Regions from separate parts of the Homo sapiens genome. Here region 1 is linked to region 2. Evidence: chromatin contacts called from ENCODE Hi-C or POLR2A ChIA-PET data. All regions are on one chromosome and are shown on one strand. Each heading gives the region's core, a stretch centred on a gene start or an enhancer-like site at or near the end of the contact. The rest is flanking DNA. Distances are from core to core; before and after follow the strand shown.

What was found. Hi-C counts contacts between places; a loop is a spot of excess contacts on that map. ChIA-PET counts read pairs that join two places held with the same protein, here RNA polymerase II (POLR2A). Pooled maps may share reads with other maps.
Region 1: a map with no recorded cell type shows a loop between it and region 2 (10-fold over the local background). The contact joins the enhancer-like site here to the promoter of CHMP2B in region 2. A Hi-C loop is called at or near these places in 2 of 168 maps with a recorded cell type or tissue (both naive thymus-derived CD4-positive, alpha-beta T cell), 1 of 37 single-sample maps with no recorded cell type and 8 of 50 pooled maps. POLR2A ChIA-PET finds 5 or more read pairs at or near these places in 2 of 52 experiments (T-cell and common myeloid progenitor, CD34-positive).

What each region holds. Positions count from the first base shown.
Region 1 is chr3:87,266,997-87,273,186 of GRCh38, reverse strand. All of the region lies in intron 2 of POU1F1 (POU class 1 homeobox 1), which reads left to right. Among named protein-coding and RNA genes, the nearest start is that of POU1F1, 6.5 kb to the left of the region's middle. RefSeq lists a silencer at 86-135. Within about 2 kb of position 1,631, at least 3 of the 41 ENCODE cell types and tissues checked have a DNase peak (open chromatin) inside an H3K27ac peak, as active enhancers do.
Region 2 is chr3:87,224,369-87,230,677 of GRCh38, reverse strand. CHMP2B (charged multivesicular body protein 2B) reads right to left here and starts at 3,369. Exons shown (of 6, transcript NM_014043.4): 1 at 3,122-3,369. The coding sequence starts at 3,155. It overlaps MIR4795 (microRNA 4795), which reads left to right and starts at 4,401; the gene lies at 4,401-4,489. RefSeq lists enhancers at 3,158-3,277, 3,348-3,417, 3,468-3,517, 3,608-3,667, 3,778-3,917.

The sequences.
Region 1 (6,190 bases), core at 382-2,881, 44 kb before region 2:
CCCACAGAGACCATAGGGGTTATACCTAATTTCCCTACTTACGTATCTCTGAACTGCTGTGCTTCTTGAGTTTGCTTTGTATGGTTTTTATTGAAATTCACTATCGTCAAACTGTTAGTTGTAACATGATGCTATTGGTAGGCTTACCTTCACTAAAAATATAGTAGCTACTAGACACGTGTGGCTATTTAAATTTAAATGTAAACTAGGTAAAATAAAACAAGATTTCAAATTCAGTTTCTCAGTTGCACTTGCTACATTTCAAGTGCTCTATAACCACATGTGGCTAGCGACTCCCATATCAGACAGCACAGGTTTACAGAACACCCCCCCTCATCATTATATTTCTTCTGGACCTTTGGTCCATAAACATAAATAAGACATTGATTGAAGCTAAGAGTGATTGGTAGGGGCTTTAGTGATAGCTGTTTCAGGCTTTAGCAGCCCTTTCTGAATTGCTTCTGAGTGAGTCTTAAGTGAGATTGAAATCATTGAAGTTACATACTTTTCTCCTATAGGTAAGTGAAGTATGACTGTATCAATTATGGCTACCTGCTTATTGATCCTTCTATAAAGGCATTGAAGCACAGTTTTTGAGGAATGCGTAGATCTGGCTTATGAGATCTATTCATCAAAAATTCTTGTTTAATTTCATGGCATGGCCACATAAGATTTTAATTGTTTTTAAAAAGTACACAGTTTTATTATGCGCAGGATTTTCATTTGTTGGTTTATTTTTAAGATAGCTTTAGGAGATATACCTAACGCTAAATGACAAGTTAATGGGTGCAGCGCACCAGCATGGCGCATGTATACATATGTAACTAACCTGCACATTGTACACATGTACCCTAAAACTTAAAGTATAATAATAATAAAAGAAAAGAAAAGAAATTCTTTGATATTTTATCTTTATTACTACAGCAGGAAAAGAATTCTTATTGATGACAAACTGTGTGAGTAAATGTGTGTGTGCGTGTGCATGGTGTGTGTGTATGTGTGTGATACTGAGGGAAAAACTGTGGATAAAGGAATCACTTATTAGGGAAATCTTTTCTAATTGACTTGTGTTTTGTTATGATACAGATAAGCAGTAAAAAAAAAAAACCGCAGACAAATATTGATTTATTCCTATAATTTTCAAGTAAAATGGAGCAAATAGTTTAATTTTAATTAAATTGTTTAACCTTTGATATCTCAAAATTTGTCCATGTAAGACTAAATAGAACATTAAAACTTTAAAATAATAATCCAGAAAAATATGAGCTTCTCCTACATTCTATCAAGCAACATTCTGAATAAACCAGTATCCTAACATTTATGGTTAAATGAAGACTGGTGTTCTTAACAATGACCTGTAAATCCTGACGTCTTTTTTTAAAAATTAAGAATTAAAGCCATATTTTTTCTTCCTCTCTGAAAATTGATTATTTATGATCAACATGCTTAATTAGTATTCATGGTTAATGAGAATAGCCCTCCTCAATGATGAACTACTGTCATTATAAAATAGTAAAATAAATGCGTTTAGCTACTGGAGGTGCGGGTGGATTGCTTTCTGTGGCCTTTACAGCATTTTGATTATGAGACAGGAAATGACAAACACATGCCACTGTTTCCTGGAGGAAAGACCTTACAGTTCATTTAGAGGAACTCCCAGGAACCAAGGTACATTGTTAGTTTCTCTCTTAACCCAGCACAGAGGCAGTCCCTGCCAGTTGATTGAGGTTGGCACCAAGATTAAAACCAGTCACAGAGCAGGGGCCAATAATCTCTGGCCCAAATACCTTCAGATAATTTTTGCTACCAACTCCCACCCTGCCTAATCAGAGAGGGCCACCACTGGCCTCGGGAGTTTGCAGCTGGCCTCAGAATTCTAACACCCTTACTGCTTCCAGGACTGGAGCCAATATGCCAATGTTCACATTGAGAGTGTTGGCAGCTCATGTCTTTCTGATACAAGTTTCCTCCAGCATGAACTCAGCAAACCCTCTTCCACGAACCTCTTCCTCATTTCAATTAAAATGTAAAGACCCCTGGAAGAGCCTTTCAAAATGATTCAAAACCCTGTCTTAGTGACATCAAGAGCAGAAGACTTACACCAAGGTCTGGAGCTATCACTGTGGTCTTAAGATTAAATATATTCTGTGACTGAAAGAAAAACTCACCATCACAAGCACAAAGATATTTGAATATTTTTGAGAGGGATTGTTAAATCCCTCTCAAAAATTTTGTTAAAATGTGATATGCTTTAAATGTCAGAATGTCTATATTGGGACATAATTCAGTATTAGCATTTGCTTCATGAGAGATTAGATCTTAGAGAATCTGAACTCTCCTGACTTTATCCCCAGTAAAGCTGCATAAATTGAGTTACAAAATACAGCAATTCAGAAATAAGAGAGAAAAGGTAAATAAGAGACAAATGTATAAAGTACACAATAGAAACCTTATTATGTCATCTGAATTTTCTGAGAAGTCTTAAGTCATTAATCAAATCAGCCCCTTGCACACAATCCACAGAAGTGTCTTAACAACAACAACGACACGGTGTCACATACTCTATATAAAAGTGAAGCTACAGGAAGAACTATATTTCTAAAATATGTGAAATTACTTTATTTTCATATGGTTATTTCATTACTCATACTCTGATGCTTACATTTAGTTTGAGCATTTCATTAAATTAATAACTCACAGGAAAAGAAGAGCTATAACTAATATTTTGTCAGGTTGGTAGGTAGAATTTTAATGATCAGATGAATCCACTGTACGTAATAGTCCAGGTGCAGGCAAAATAAAGAGAATGACTAATTGGGAGTAATGAATTATCCATGCCATTAACTAATTACTAACATTGTTCAAGTGATTAACACCTCTGAGTTCCAATCTCTTCATATCTACGTTGTGGTGGGTACTACAACTCTACTGGGGTTGAGTAGTAGCAAATTTGTGTCAGCTCAAAATGATTTCTCTTTTGCCCTTCTCTTCACGTACTCTTGCAGCTAAATTCCTTCTGTCCTTTCACTCCTGAGAACTTAGAGAATTCAAATCAACACCTTACAGTACAAATAATAGAAAACCTAGAATTACAGATGCTGTTCAAAGTCTCTCCTAGATAAACACAAAACAAAACAAAGTATCAAAAAAAAAGTTCTCAAAACTCTGACTCTTGGGTTTCTGAGATTGTTTCTGTTCTCCAGTATCTGAAGCAGAGTACAATTCAGGAAACAAGCTCAATGGGGGTTCACCCTTTCTGCTGTCCTGTGGAAACAGCAAATCAACCTCACTGTAATAAATGTTAAACCCACCATCTTTACATGATGTAGTGGCCAAACCAAGAAGTAGTGTGAAAGTCCTTGCTTTAAAAGTTAATTTCAAGGGGAAAACAAAACAAAACAAAACAAACAAACTTGTTTAAGTCCCAAACTCTTGGGACTTAAACAAGATGATGAGCATCCAATTCTTTTTCATGAGAAGTGGATATTAAAAGAAAAGATTGTTATGGCTGAAAATATTCTTGCTGCCTGGGCTAATACAGAAGAAAACGGAAATCAGCCTGGCAACTGACAGGGAGAAATAGTCTAGTCTATTTTTGGAACCCATCTTTTCATTTTTTGAAATTTGAAATTTTTTTTTCTTAATTTACTTCTTTTGTTTAGTTCTTTGTTTTATTTGGCCCTAAATTGTTCTGGTTGTAACAACTCTAAGGAAACAAGTAATTCTGAAGATCTTTTGCTTCCACATCGTGAAAGGTCTTTTGGTAGCAGTAACATGATGTATTTTCACTTCCAGACTAGGGGTTGGCAACCCTTTTCTGTAAAGAACCAGACAGTAAATATCTCAACCTTTCTAGTTTTTGTTGCAACTATTCAACCTGTCATTGTAGTAGGAAAGCAGTCACAGCCTGTGTGTAAAGAAATAGGCATTTCAAATTAAACTTAATTTACAAACACAGGCAATAGGCCCCAGTTGTACACGGATAGGATTTACCAATGCACAAGAGTGAAAAGATCACAGTGGAAGTTTATAATTTCCTTTGAATTTTTATGCCTAAGCAACAGAGGGGAATATATGGAAATATTCAGATACATGTTCCTGTGCATGTTACAAGCACAGCAGGGTGGCGTATTTTACTATGTCCCTCTGCTTCCCCTGTTTGTTTTTTTAAGGCATCAAGCCAGTAACGTGAGATGATGTTGTCAGCTAACCACATGCTGCAAAGATCAATTTGCCCCATGCTATGGTACATTGAGTCAGCGCCTAGTAAGGCATCCCTATCTCTGACCCCCATTGCCTGCTTTAAAAGATTTACCTCTGTTCTTCTCTCTCCTCTGTCACACAGAAATGCATACATAGCAATTTAGAAAGGCTCTGGTGAATTAATCTTCAATGTGAAAATGTATTTGGAACTACAGTGTGCAAACACTTCTGAGCTATGTGTGTGTGTGCTGTCCAGGCCTCAAGATAATTTTTCTTTATCCATGTTTCAGAAAATGTTGATGAGACCTCTGTCACACATGACTCACAACATCTTTTATCTTATTCCTACTTTTTGCAGTAATCTGGGTTTTAAAAAGATTTGAAAAACATATTGCTATACATATCATCCCAATCACTCTCCACACTCCCCCAAATGCAGGCTCAGATGCTAGAAACAGAGGTTCGTTTGGCTGTTCTTTTAAATTGTTGTGATGAAATTCTGTGTGAAGTTAGTTCCAGGAAATCTGTGACCTTGCAGATAATTGTAGATACTTTCATGCAATGAAAAATGAAAGTGAACCAGGTGCAGTGGCTCACAACTGTAATCCCAGCACTTTAGGAGGCCGAGGCAGGCAGATCACCTGAGGTCAGGAGTCCGAGAATAGCCTGGCCAATGTGGTGAAACCCTGTCTCTAAATAAAAAATTATAAATAAAAAATAAATTAAAAAATATAAAAATTAGCCGGGTGTGGTGGCAGGCACCTGTAGTCCCAGCTACTAGGGAGGCTGAGGCAGGAGAATTGCTTGAAGCTAGGAGGCATAGGTTTCAGTGAGCCGAGAGCACTCCAGCCTAGGGAACAAGAGCGAGACGCTGTGTCAAAAAAAAAAAAAAAAAAAAAGGGAAAGGGAAAAAAATAAAAAATGTATCACACATCACATTTTCCTTCTTGTTCTGGATGCCAAACCTTGGAGCATGGTATTTTCTGTGTACTTTTCATGGATTCCATTCAAATTTGTTTTCTGCGTGTCCACTTTCCCAGAGTACTTACAATGTATAAACTACCTTTCAATTTTTGTGGCTGGGTTCTGTGGCTTATACCTATAATTCTAGCACTACAGGAAGCTGTGGCTGGAGGATTGCTTGAAGCCAGGAGTTTTGAGACCAGCCTGGGCAACATAGTGAGATCCCGTCTGTGCAAAAAATTTAAAAAAGTAGATGAGCATGGCGGTGCATGCCTGTAGATTCTACTTAGGATGCTGAGGTGGGAGGATGGCTTGAGGCCAGAAATTTGAGATTGCAATGAGCTAAGATTTTACCACTGCACTCCAGTCTAGGAGACAGAGTGTGACCCCATCTCTAAAAATAAAGAATAAATAAGCAAACAAACAAATAAACAATTTTACGGAAACAGGGATGACACACTTTATATATATTTTATTGTAATATTTTTGTGGAACAGTGTTTGTTTAATATAGCCAAAGGTGTTTAAATGCAGAGAAAACCTTTTAAAGAGAAGTTATTTAATTTGCCTGAGTATAGACTGCCTGGAGAATGAACCGGGCAATGATTTTGATGTGGCTTACTGCAATGCTTATTAGACTTTAGTTCTGGTTTAAACTGCAAAGTTAATTCGTTGGGCACTGGAGGCAAGTTATTTACTTTCTTTCTACTTAAATTTCCTCCATTGTAAATTATGGGGAAAAATATATATCTTTCCTGACTCATTTTTTGTATAAGGATAAAGATGATAACAAATGTGAAATTAACACGACACAAAGTGTTGCATAGAAGATTTGTAGCAGTACATAATTATGATCAGCAAGAGAAATTGAAAATAATAATAATAATTGATAACAAATTTAGACCTTTTAGTATGCGTAAGTAAAAAACACACAAATTTTTTATATAAAATAAACATAATTTGACATAGGTTAAATGAGTTATCTAAAGTGTCTTAAAATATGTTAAATGTACAAAATCTAACAG
Region 2 (6,309 bases), core at 2,120-4,619:
AAACTGGCCATACTTTCGAAGAAATGCTGTGTCCAGGGAGAGTCAGGAGTGGGTTATTTCCAGTTCCACCACCATTAGAAAGTAAAGTTCTACCACTAATTCCGAAAGAAAAGTCTGGTTCCAGAAAGAATGTAAACGTTGCATGGTATCTACCAAAAGTTGAGAATTCCATGTGCTTGATAAGAGCAAAATTAAACTGTGTCATGTATCAATCTCTAATAAGAAAAAAGTAATAATAATACTCAAAGGGATGAGGTCCTAGTTCTGACACTTAATAGCTGTATGATCTTGAACACACGACTTAGTCCTTTGCTTTTCTCATTTTATAAGGATGTTATATGAGTACTTATATGTTTTATGAGAAATAAGACATGGCATGCACAATGCTTAGCACAGTGTTGGCTTAGTCAAATTTGTCTTTACTGAGGTTAACAGACAAAAATTATATAGTGTTTAAAGAACTTCACTTTTAAGCATGTTTAGTTGTGCATTTGTGACAAGTCCTAGTGGGATCCTGATTTACAGGTTCATAATTAGCTTCCCTAAATAGGTCACTATTAATCTACAAAGGGGGAAAATAAACACTGTAGGTAAACATAACACACTATATATATGTATATCCTTACACAGGTAAAAGAAAAACCAAGTAGTACTCAACTGTAATTTCAAATTCCAAAGAATCCTTCCCTTCTCTTGAGGTATACCTCTCATTAATTTCTACAGCAAAGTATACACCGCAGAGACTTGTTCATCTTTGTGTCAAAATGAATTAAACATAACTCTGAATAGTAATAAGTGCTGTAATGTTGTCTTCCTTTTAAATTTACATGTGCAGTAGTCTTTAATGATACAGTATATAACTCTTCCAGCCAATCCAAACAGGAAAAAAGATTCAATTATTCCCCAGATCTATAGGCAGGTACATGTTTCCCTTATATATCAGAATTTCATTACTGCTGGAACAGATTTAAAAGTCAGCATACAATAAAAGAGCTCATGATCAATCCAACGATCTGAGAGACATAAAAATACATTAAACTTCATATTCATAATATACAGCCTCATTACCAAGAAGAATGCTGTCACCTTTTAGACAAAACAAAAAAAAACTTCCTTTCAATAAAACAGGGAATAAAAAAAGTAAAGCTCTATATCAAAATAACGAAAATACAGATCTATTTATTAAGATGTCAGTAAATGACTGGAATTGACACAATAATATAAGAAAACATCAAGTATGCATCTTGGTAGTTTATAGTAAATGTACCTGCTGGCCAAATTTACATTTGGAAATTGCACATATGGTTAATTTAGTGGCATAGTTCCTAGCAAGAGTCCTTAAGACTCTTTTACAAATAAGTCTATTCAGCAAAAACATTATTTCTTGGAAGAATTAACTGCAAATGAGTATACAGTTAAACACTCATTGCACATCCCCATTGTCTTTTTTTCTCTCCTCTACACTTCAAGTACAATAGTCACTAAATTTCCAAAAGCACCAGGAAGCACAGAACTGAGATTTATGTCTTTGAAAATATTTGACAGGTATTAGGCGATTAAAACTAGTATGCTTGGCTTTTATTGTTAAAAAAAAATTAACTCTAATTGTAACATCACAGTAAAGGAGATGAAACCATTTTTTCTCCATTTAGTAAATTCTCACTATATAAAACTAAACAACAAAAAAAAACTGTAACTATATAAAACTCAAGCAAAAAGAAAATAAATCGTTCCCCCACCCCCACTCCCTGGAGTACTGTAAAATAAGTGAAGCTCACAACAGTGGCAGCTAAAACACTGAAAAAATAAAGTGCCATATTAAAGATTAAGCAGCATTCTCATGAAAAGCACACATAAAATCCATTTCACATCACTGTATCACCTAATATACGAAGTTGGTAGTTATTCCAGGTATTGCAAATGGTACTTAATAAAAAGTCAATAAATCAAAAAAATGTTCAGTCACCCAGAGTAAGGAAAAATGTATTATGTCATCTGATAAATTAGAGGTAAAGTAGATTATGTGTTGAAATGAAGTGTACAGCAGCAGAGCAGAGATGACTTCTTTGTTATCCTCCCCAAAATAATTTTGCTGGCATTGGAATAGTCAACACAAAGGAATGAAGGAGTTACGTCCAGGTCTGGACTGAGCACCCTATTTGTACCAATCACTGTCTAGCTACCACTGCTCCTTTTGTGGCAGAATTAGACCCTTACAAAGAAGTGATTCTTTGGTTGAACCAGCAACAACCTAGACTAAACATATAATGGGGAACACAATTTTTAAATAACTTGAATGAATTTAATTCCTGGTAGCAATCAATGAAAACATCAAGTGTTATATAAACACATTATAGGCATCGCATATGAGCACCATAAAACTTGTACATTCCTTTACATTCACTTTTTTCCCCGCTTAAGATGATATTAAGCTAAATGCGGGAAACAACACAATTATCTTTACATGTTAAACTTCTATGAAGACAATATATACCCCATCTCTTTCTTTAGTTGGCAAAAAATAATCATAAGGGAGAAAAATCCATTATGAAAACTAAATCTGGGCACTTCCCTTGGGTTTATTTTTCTACTGGGGTTAATCAAAAAAGCATTTGTTTCACATCTCTTTACTGATGGGGTGTTCTTAAAGAAGCAACTGACCCAGACCCAACTTCATTTCCTAACTGGAGCCTGTTATCCCCTCCCTCCCCATTCCGAGACTGCCAGTTTCCTGTATGGATGCCTACAAGTAGTATATCGCCCAACTGAAGAGCAACAATCGAAGCAGAGGAAACCAACAAGAAATCCATCAGATTTCCAAGTTTATTGACACTCAAGGGCCAGCTAGCCTCCTCGAAACGCTCAGGATCCTGCTGAGGAAAACCCGAGGGTGGGGGAATCGTGAGGATAGGGAAGCAACCAGACTGCCTAGGTGAGCCTAAGGTGAGGTGAGTCAGAAGCAAGAGGGAGGCAGAGAAGTGGTGCCGCGAGGGCGGTCACCTGTGGGACCACTTGATCCAGCCCCGCCTCCAGGGACAGTAGGCAGAATCGCGGCCAGCAGGCCTCGAAAGACGCCGAGAAAACGCAGAGCTGGGCCCCTTCAGCCCGGCCTGGAACTCACCATCCACGGTTTTCTTCTTGAAGAGGGACGCCATGGTTAAAGACTGCGCCCGGGCGGCCCGGCTCGGCCCGGTCCGGCCCAACGCTGGCAAAGGACAGGAGGAAAAGGACAGGACCTTGGCGGGTTCGGGGTGGCGGAGCGGAGAGACAGCAGGAGGAGGTCGGGGTCGCCAGGCAGGACCCGCGGAAGGCTTGTATCCGCAGCTACCGCAGCCGCGTCACCCGGAGCTCAGGTGACCGGGAACTAACACACTTTTTGGAGAAGTCACTTCTAGGCGGCGCCTGCGCGTTGTGTGGCGCCTGCGCACTACGGAGTTTGAAGCCGCGGCCGCTTTCCTCACGTCTGCGGCTGCCAGTTCCTCCTGCACCGGGAGTTGGCAGCGGGGCGAGTCTGGAGCTGGCGGGGATAGGAGAGCGTGGGGCCACGGCTTCTGTGCGCGGGTTGGGTGATGATTGAGGACAGTGATCAGCCTTGCTTAGCGCTTCACCCCTTGCCCCGGGGAAAGCTGGATGAGGGATCTCCGGGCTCCTAGACTAAGTGTGGGTTGTCCCGGAACCGCCTGTACCCACTCCGAGTTGATTTATTACGGTCCCATTGCTGTTAGTATTTTTGTTGTTGTTGTTGTTGTTGTTTGTTTGTTTTTACTCGAGTAATCCAGGAACTGGCGGAAACGTTGAGTTCCGTACCCGGTGATTGTTGGCCCCTGGAGTTCGCGGTCCTTTCGGCACTGACTGACTCGGCGACCTCCCCCGCACCGCGCAGACCCCTGCAGGACCCTAGCCGCTCACCTGCCGCCCCCGGCTCCAGACTCCGACGACCCAGCGTGGGTCTCCGGGGATCCAGTGTCTAGAGTTGGGGGGGTCTCGAGGACGAAGGGAAGTTTTTTAATGCTACACTTTTTGTTTAAGGTTCTTGCCTGGAAACATTAAAACACACACACACACACACACACACACACACACACACAAATTTGTAGGCTGGTCTAAATGTCTCCAGCTCTATTTCTTAATTTCTTGTAAATCATGAATCATAAAGTGTCATGGCTATACGGTGATCCTATTAGAATTCCTCACAGCCGTTTATTTGGGCTTTTTGTGAAAAACTGCATATCATGTTAAAGAAAAAATGTAATGAATTATTTAAAGAATCCTTGCATGTATAAAATGGAAAATACAACCTATGCGTGCGTACCTGTATATAGTCTCTACTGTTTAAAGCAACACTGCCTTCCACAGGATAAAAATAATGGTAGCATTTTTTTTTTCATAAATATTATCTCTGATATGGAAGAAATCCAGAAGTGGCTAATAATATTGACACTATAACAATAATGTCAATATTATTAGCCACTTCTGGATTTATGAATCATGTCTCAAGGATTATTATTTATGATAATCAGGCCAGCCTTTCCCATTTTTCCCCTCCTGAGATATCCAAGCCCTCATAGCCACTGATAATGCTGCTGCTGCTGCTAAAAGTTAGCTGAGAGTCTGTTCAAGAAAACTTTCTTAAGAATGACGTAGTAATATGCAAGATATAATTGTTTTGCTTCTCCTCAAGTTATTCTCGATATGGGAAGATGAAGTAAGGAAACATTAGGAAGACATGTAAGTGAGAAGATTTAGTCTCTGCACTCAAGACCGGGCCTTTTCTGGAGTGAGCTCTATGGCAGTTTGCCCTGGCTGTCTGTTGTAATGAATGGCATAGAGCTGTGCTTGAACGCATGAGAGGCAATAAGCTGTTATGTGTGTAGTAATCGTACTCCTCCCTGCTGCAGTCACCCTTGTTTTATTACTCCTATACAATCCCCCCCACTGACCCAATTGTAACAGTTGGGAAAATGCCAAAATACTTAGGAGCAACCATATGGAAGACCCTCCAAAAGTGCACAGCAGGAGCTAAAGACAGGGCTTGTTCATTACAATAAAGACAAAATAGAAATATTTACTATTTAAACTCAGTACTCTAATAGCTTGTTCTCCCATAGTTTGAAGAAGGCTGATATTCAGCTGATTGCACCAGTCTAGCTAGAGTCCATTCTGATTAGTTGGTGGCCACATTTCTCCTGTACACATTTTGTATTATTATATCGCTCCTTATTTAAAGGGCATGATACACTTAAATATATGTTGTTTTCTGGAGTATTTCATAACATAGTTTCCTCCTCTGAAACTGAAATATTTGCCATTTTTTCATCTTTGGGTACCTCGGGTTATAATTTGAATGGGTGCATTCTTCTCCTTGTTCAGCTTTTGAAGAAAGATAGCATAACATTGGAGAGTGCTGATTCTGGACACAGACTGCCCAGTTCTGTGACCAATTCTGTGACTTTTAAGTTTTAAGACCTAGGCCAGTTCACTGAAGCTCTCCGTGTTTCTTTCATCACATATGTGATAGAGATAACATTAGCCCACCTTTCATATATTAGGTTGGTACAAAAGTAATTGGCGAAAACCACAGTTACTTTTGCACCAACCTAATAGCTGTTGCAAGGATTAAATGAGTTAATATGTTAAACATTCAAAGTAGTGCTTGGCACGTAATGTCTTAGCCCCTCTGTGCAGCTACAACAAAATACCACAGACTGGGTAATTTATAAACAGTAGAAATTTATTTCTCACATTTGTGGAGGCTGGGGAGTCCAAGATCAAGGAACCCAGAGGTTTTGTTTCTGGTGAGAGCTGCTTTCTGCTTCCATGATGGTACCTTGCTGTTGCATCCTCAAGAAGAAAGAGATGCTGTATCCTCACATGGCAAGAAGGACAGAAGGGTAAAAGGGCGGTAGGCAGCTCCCTCACACCTGTTTTATAAAGGAACTAATCTCATTCATGAGGGCTCCACCCTCATGACTTAATCACATCCTAAAGTTCCCACCTCTAAAAACTATCACATTAGTGATTAAGTTTCAACATATGAATTTTTGGGGGGTACATTCACACCATATCACATAATAATCATTTTTGTATTATCTGTATTGTTGTTTCCAGCTGTTTTACCTTTTTATGCTTTCTCAAGTAATCTTCATGCTGAAATTCTCTTCTCTGTAGTACAGAAAACACAAATTGAAGATTTAGGCTTTCTGATGCTGATCTTGGTTACCTTCACCTTAACAGCCACCACCTCCCCAAATTAGCCCATTTCTTTCTCCTTAATAAAAAAATGGTTTTATTCTCAGCAAACTAACACAG